Regions from separate parts of the Homo sapiens genome. Here region 2 is linked to region 1. A link is a contact called in ENCODE Hi-C data. All regions are on one chromosome and are shown on one strand. Each heading gives the region's core, a stretch centred on a gene start or an enhancer-like site at or near the end of the contact. The rest is flanking DNA. Distances are from core to core; before and after follow the strand shown. Region 1 has its middle 3.7 kb from the start of GRPR. Region 2 overlaps CA5B (carbonic anhydrase 5B).

Region 1 (3,529 bases), core at 610-3,109:
CTTTTGAATGAAGAAAATCATATGTGCCTAGGATCAAGGCATAAAGGAAAGAGCATGACATTGAGCAGAGGGACATCTATAAATCCAGAGGGTCACCCAGATTGGAAGACAGGGGTGGAAAAAGAACAGCGTGAAATGCAGCTAGAAGCAGGTTTGGGTGAGATTGTGATGGATCTTGTATTCTTGCTAAGAAGTTTGGTCTAAAAGGCATATTTTTGGTTCACAAAGAGAACTTCTGGATGTTGTTTCCCTTTATTTCTTTAGACACCCCTGTGTGCTGAGTCAGCCTCACTACTTAAATCTAATTGGGTGGTTAGTGTTTCTTCCAATGTAAGTTAAGGGGATGCTGATAGATATTGATTTCTCATAGCTGGTGTTAGCATTATGTGTTCCACAGCACTATAGATTCTTCTAATGGTATTTTAGGAGTAAAGGTGCGTTGAGGTTTGACATCTAATATTTTCGGGGATCAAGGATGCTTTAAAAAGCTAATTCGGGCCAGGTGCGGTGGCTCACGCATGTAATCCCAGCACTTTGGGAGGCCGAGGCGGGTGGATCATGAGGTCAGGAGATCGAGACCATCCTGGCTAACACAGTGAAACCCCGTCTGTACTAAAAATACAAAAAATTAACCAAGCGTGGTGATGGGCACCTGTAGTCCCAGCTACTTGGGAGGCTGAGGCAGGAGAATGGCGTGAACCCAGGAGGCAGAGCTTGCAGTGAGCCGAGATCGTGCCACTGCACTCCAGCCTGTGCGACAGAGCAAGACTCCCTCTCAAAAAAAAAAAAAAAAAAAAAAAAGCTAATTCCATAATTTCTATGTCATTTCAACTAATTAACTATAATGACTCTTTCCATCCCTACCATTATGTGTCACCTTCCGGCAGAGCCGGAACACCAAACACCAAACGTATTCAGACATTTGCTTAGCTTTTTATTTACTGGTGAACATGAGATGCCTCTGACATGTGAACATGACATGGAACAAATGTAATATAAAATCTCTGTCCCCAGGGAGTCCAATTTCTGAATAGAATTGGAGTATGACTCAGCATCTTTTCTTATGTGTTGGGACAGGGTTGTCACTTCTGTTTCTATTTCAGTCAATAGAGTCACCTTTTTCATCTTTCCAAAAGACTGGATTTTCTGTGGGGCTCTAACATGAGGTGGGCAACAGTGACTTGATAGAATTTAGGAGAACAGGTAGATTCAATGGGACCACAGAGTGTGGAGACAAAGCCTCTTCCCACTGGCTATGAGCAAGGTCAAAAGGGAAGCTTCTGGAGGGAAAGGCTGAATTTGGCTTCAGGCATATTGAGTTTGCTAGATGAACAAGGGAATGTAAGAAAGCCAATGGAAAATGAGAGGTGAAGTCTGAAAGCATAGAAGTAAATAATTAAGAGGACTGGTTGAGAACTAGAACCCTGAATGCCAAATAGTTTAAATGTACAGTAAAAGAATCACAGAGAATCAAGTGAAGTTAGGCTTTGAGAAGAAGATTATGTGGTAAAAGTCAGTGAAGACTAAGCGTGATTTCAATATTAGATTTGTGACAGCACCACGGAGAAGCTGCTCAAAAGACTGCAGCAACTCTTGCTTGAGAAGAATCAGAGATGTCAAATTTTAGTACTGCAGCAGGAACAAAAGAGGCAGATGACTCTATCCAGATCCTGTAATGCTGGGATCGTTTCAAGTTCCCTTTTCTTTTCTCAACATTCTGTGACTTTTTATGGGGCTTAAAAACTTAGAAGAAAGATGAGAGGAGTCTTCTGGAAGGAAAAAATGAATTGGGTTTCATTTTGAGTCACATGAAACTGCAGAAGTAAATGTAGATGCCAAGAGAAAGCCTAAAGAGGAAGACGAAATTCTCAGACACATCTGAGGCTAGGAGAACACCTGGTGTGGTGGTTAAAATATATTCGCCAGTTCTCAGTACTCTTTGCTTCAAGAGATGTAGATTAATTTAACCCCCACCTCCACCCCTTAAGTGTGAGCTTTACTTAGTGACTTGCTTCTAACAAATAGAATGACACAGCAGGAATAGTGTGTAACTTCCAAGACTAGATGATAAGGGACATTGCAGCTTCCTCTTTGCACTCTCTCCTTGGATCACTTGCTCTGAAGGAAATCAGCAGCCATGTCATGAGGATACTCAAGTGACCTTATGGACAGATCCACATGGGGAGGAACTGAAACCTCCTGTCCAGAGCTATGTGAGTCAGTCATTTTGGAAATGGATCATCCATCCCCAGTCAAGCCTTCACATAACTGCAGCCCCAGCTGACTCTCTGACTGCAGCTTCATGAAAGACCCTGAGCCAGAATCACCCAGCCAAGCCACTGTTAAATTCCTGATCCACAGAGACCATGAGTTAATAAATGTTTGTTGTTTTAACCCATTGTTTTATGGTAATTTGTTATGCACCCACAGGTAACACCTGGTAAGTAGAATGGATGGAGAAGAGGAAGAAAAGAAAACCACCCCAAAGACAAAAGAAAACAGAAGAGGAAGACCAGAAAAGGCAAGTGCTATAAACCTGAGTTAAACCTGGAGTGGTCATACAGGGTGTGAGGGAAGGAAAGTATGGTCAAATCTAGAAAGGTTGTGCACACTGAAATTCATTTGTCATTCTGCAACACCAAAGTTTCTTATCTGGATCAAAATATGTATTTTTAAAATATTGTAAATGAACTGAACTTTCTTGCTCAGCCACCATATACCTGGAAATTAGACCGTTTATATTTCATTTCTGCATCTGCTCAGTGAACTTGGACAAGTAAAATAAATTCAATGAACATTATTTGTTACTGAACTGTTCTGTGCTATGGATTCTCCATTCATAAAGTACAGGAACATTTTCCCCTTGCCTATGCCCCAGGACAACTTGATGCATTAGCACCACCAGGAGCATGGAAGGCAAATGAGAGTGGTACTGTTTCTCTACCCTCAGCCATCTGTTTCTAGCCTTTTCTTCCTCTCCCCTGAGAGGGTTCGATCAGCACAGTCCTAGACTCCCTGAAATACATTCCTATATTATTTCCATCTCTAATAACAGATGTCTGAAAAGAAAACATGTTGCTGGCATGGATTCCTCTTTAAATGTTAGATTTTGAAATGTCTTTCAGTTTATGGAAAAGTCACAAAGACGGTACAAAGAGTTCCTGTATGCCCCTCACGTAGCTTCCTCTATTATTAAAATGTTACAAAATGAAGAAATTAGCATTGATATAACACTATTATCTAAACTACATATTTTATTCAAACTTCACCAGTCTTTCCATTACTGTCATTTTCTGTTCCAGGGTCCAATCCAAGATACTATATTGCATGTAATCAACATGATTCCTTAGCTCCTCCTAGCTGCGACAGTTTCTCAGACTTTCCTGTTTTTCCTGACCTTGATATTTTTGAAGAATATTGGTCAGGTATTTTGTAGAATGTCCCTTCATTGGGGTTTGCCTGGTATATTTTCATGACTTGACTAGGGATATAAATTTGGGGGAGAAAAACCATAAGAGGTAAGGCACCC
Region 2 (3,744 bases), core at 484-2,983, 370 kb after region 1:
CTGTCGCCCAGGCTGGAGTGCAGTGGCGCGATCTCGGCTCACTGCAAGCTCCGCCTCCCGGGTTCACGCCATTCTCATGCCTCAGCATCCTTAGTAGCTGGGACTGCAGGCGCCCACCACCACGCCTGGCTAATTTTCTGTATTTTTAGTAGAGACGGGGTTTCACCGTGTTAGCCAGGATAGTCTTGATCTCCTGACCTTGTGATCCGCCCGCCTCGGCCTCGCAAAGTGCTGAGATTACAGGCGTAAGCCATCGCGCCTGGCCCAGAGATTCTTTACAGATACAAATTTTCCCCCATGCAGAACAGCTTTGCAGGGCTATTTCAAAACATGGCAAAGAAACATGTTTTGGGGTAAAATATTTTGATTTTCTTCTTTGTCTTGTAATGTTATGCCAAAGTCAGCTTGGAAAGTAAATCACGATATATAGGGTTGAATAAAACCCATCTGGTGAGAATTTATGATTTGTGGGGCATGACTCCCCAGACCCCTTAGATAGGAATTTGGGCAAGATAAAAAAAAAATCAGAGTTTCGTCCTCACAATGTATACCTTACATGTATTGATTTATGTCTTGCGTGTAACTTCTGTCTCCCTAAACCATGCTGTAACCCAACCACCTTGGGCATGTGTTCTCAGGACCTCTTGAGGCTGTATCATGGGCCACAGTCACTCATATTTGGCTCAGAATGAACCTCTTCAAATATTTTAGAATTTGGCTTTTTTCATTAACACGTTATCTTTTCAAACCCTCAAGAATCTGGGGTCATTCTTGGTCACAAGTGTACATTGGCCTTCTGTTGGGGTATTGAGCTGTCAGAAACAATGAGAATTGTCTTTACAATTGAGCAGACGAGGGTCCAGAACATAGAAACAGGACCGGCTCGAAGGCCCAGAGCAGCAAAGACCACAATATTATTCTTGGGGCAAACAGGTTGGAACAGTATAATATGCTACAAACAAAATCAAATGGTGACTGTCCCCTGTTTTTCCTAGTAACTTAGAAACAAGAACATGTCATCTGTTGTGGGAAATTCACTAAGTAAAACTGCCCCTCCCGAAGCCACTACTGTTTGTTTTTTTTTGTCAGCACTAAAAGCAGCAAACTATCCTAACTACATACGTATACCGGATTTGGATGTTTAATTTCAACTGTCAAAAAAAAAAAAAGCAAAACTATTAATACTTTCCAATATAAACCATAGACCACAAAGTGCCAGTGTTCAGAATAAGCCAGTCTCAGTAGGATGTGGCATGTTTGTAGGAAACCACACCTAGCAACCAGAAATTTATTATGCCTCTGGTCCGTTTATTTGAAAAAGAACACAGTCAATGTTGAAGGAAACAAAATAAACTTACAGTGAAAATATATTTGTAGAGCAGTTTCAAGCCCTTGGATGTAGCTAGATTAGCATTACTAATTTACAAGCATTCCATTCTTACTCAGTCTTTTTATTATGTGCATATGGGGTCAAAGAAAATAAACACTAAAGGGGAGAAACCTAGACCTCAGTGCAGTCCAACATTTGAAAACTCTGTGCCAATGTTTTTTAAATAATGGAAAACATGAAAAATTCCTCCTTAATGATAATACTTAGCCATTTCATCTCTTCATTAACTCAAAGTTATCTGTTCACAAATACACACATTATCCTTTCCCATTCTCTCAACTGCCCTCTCTAGGGCAGTCACGCAGAGCATGTTTGGCAATGTCTGCAGACAGTTTTGGTTGTTATAGCTTCATGAGGGTGCTACTAGCAACTAGTAGGCAGAGGCCAGGAATGCTGCTAAAGACCCTCCAGGGCACAGGACAACCCCCTACAACACACAATGATCCATCCTCAATGTCCATCATGCCGCAGTGGAGAATCCCTGCCACATCCGGACATGGGCAATGCCTTGTATTTCCAGGAGGGGAACGAGATGAGAGAGGTGTGAGGAAGACCATTTCCTGCCTCACTCAATCTTCCATCCTTACAGCAGAGCACACACTTGCAAACTGATCAGCTAGAATTAATTCAGTAATTCCTAACTCAGGACAGAATATTCCAGAACGTTGAAGCTAGTAAACTGTTTACAAACATTTACATGCAACTTCCAGAAACTTAAGGTTCCCAGAAATAATTTGTGGTTTGTGGATCAACCTTTGTTTAAAAGAAAAAAAAAAAGACAATTGCTACCAAGAAATAATAAACAACAGGTTCCAAAATATTAAAAACCGGGATCTGTCTCTTGTCCAGTTTCTGCATGACATCATTTTAACATGCTAAAATTAGTCAAGAAAGAACATTCTACATTTACTTTCATGAATCAACAGAGAAACAGTTATTCTCACAGTTCATAAGGCATATAATCCTACACTGGAAAGCCAAAGACAGCATAGCTACAAATGTTTAACATGTGTGATTATTATAAAGATGAGTATTTTTGCTCTTGCACACTTGCTCCCTCTTTTCTTTTCTCTTTTTTTCTAAGAGATGAGATTTCACTCTGTCACTCAGGCTGGAGCCCTTTTTGTTCTCTTTAAGGAAGTGGTGTACTCACAGGCTCGGTTCCGGGTTTTGTAAGTACAAGTATAGAGGCTGCAGGGCCTCGCTGGCATGAATCTCGGAATCTGGAACTTTCTCCACAGCAATTTGCCTGGAGAGGCTTGAAGAATGACCCTCAGGCTGTTCATCACCACCATCTTTAGCTTGAAATCTTGATCAGTTCCCAGTTAAGTTGCAGGAACTTAATAATCTAGAGGGATGAGGGCAGAGGAGGGAAAGCTGTAAACAACAGAAACTTAAGATGATGGAGAAACCTCTAAGCAGGACAATATTCAGACTAGCAGTACACACCCTGAGGTGGAGGGAGGGAGGGCAGATGAGAGTCAACGGTTTATCCACTCTTGTTCCTCAAACTCATTGGTCCCCTCAGTGGAGGGCAGGGAGGGTCCTGAGGACTGACTCACATGCTTTGCCTTTCCCTCAGGGTTGGCGAATATTAGAAATCCAGAGAAAAGCTTCTCTTTATCCACAAGAATGAAAAACTGTTTACAGTACAGTTTCTTAAAAAAAAAAAAATTGCTCCAGGAAATCCCAATTAATTATCCAGCATGGTATTTACATGTACGAAGAACCCCAACATTAAAGCTCCCTCCAGGCTGACTAAAAACAAACATCTGCATCTAGATTGCATACAAAACAACAACAACAAAAAAACAAAAACAAAAACAAAACAAAAAACCCAAGATACATCCTGCCAAAATAGTCATGGACAGTTTTGAAATCTGAGCTTAAATATAATCTATGACTCTTTGCCAATTTTAGGTGTAACACAATGGCCCTTGAACATGGGAAAACAGACAAAGTTAATCCTGAATTCTCTCTCTACCTTTCACATGGTCACAGTCAAAGTCTCAGAAGATGAAGATGATGCTTTCCAAGGTATTCACTATGGTGTTCTGAAGTTATGGTAATATTAACTTTGAACACTTTCCCCACCACAATACTGCTTCATCCATTTTCCCTGAAAACTATCCCTATTCCATTCTGAAATTTTGAAAAAAAAAAAATCAATTCTTCTTGGTTACACATTCATTCCACTACAGATTTAGAAGTGTTTAGTCTGAGTACTTGAGACACATTCAAACAGATGTTCAGGACATCCTTTGTGCAACCATGACTGTGGTGTGGCTGCAAGGCCATGTGCTCTGGGCCTGCTAAGATCTCGGCCTCACATCCATTTGCACTCCTGCCTGCCC

The links. Hi-C counts contacts between places; a loop is a spot of excess contacts on that map. Pooled maps may share reads with other maps.
Region 2: a pooled map shows a loop between it and region 1 (2.7-fold over the local background). The contact joins two enhancer-like sites. A Hi-C loop is called at or near these places in 3 of 168 maps with a recorded cell type or tissue (CD4-positive, alpha-beta memory T cell and naive thymus-derived CD4-positive, alpha-beta T cell), 9 of 37 single-sample maps with no recorded cell type and 17 of 50 pooled maps.

Annotation. Positions count from the first base shown.
Region 1 is chrX:16,118,146-16,121,674 of GRCh38, reverse strand. No RefSeq gene overlaps it. Among named protein-coding and RNA genes, the nearest start is that of GRPR, 3.7 kb to the left of the region's middle. RefSeq lists an enhancer at 1,727-1,866. Within about 2 kb of position 1,859, at least 3 of the 41 ENCODE cell types and tissues checked have a DNase peak (open chromatin) inside an H3K27ac peak, as active enhancers do.
Region 2 is chrX:15,748,965-15,752,708 of GRCh38, reverse strand. CA5B (carbonic anhydrase 5B) reads right to left here. Exons shown (of 8, transcript NM_007220.4): 2 at 2,544-2,738. The coding sequence starts at 2,685. CA5BP1-CA5B (CA5BP1-CA5B readthrough) reads right to left here. Exons shown (of 12, transcript NR_160544.1): 5 at 2,544-2,738. Among named protein-coding and RNA genes, the nearest start is that of CA5B, 13 kb to the right of the region's middle. Within about 2 kb of position 1,733, at least 20 of the 41 ENCODE cell types and tissues checked have a DNase peak (open chromatin) inside an H3K27ac peak, as active enhancers do.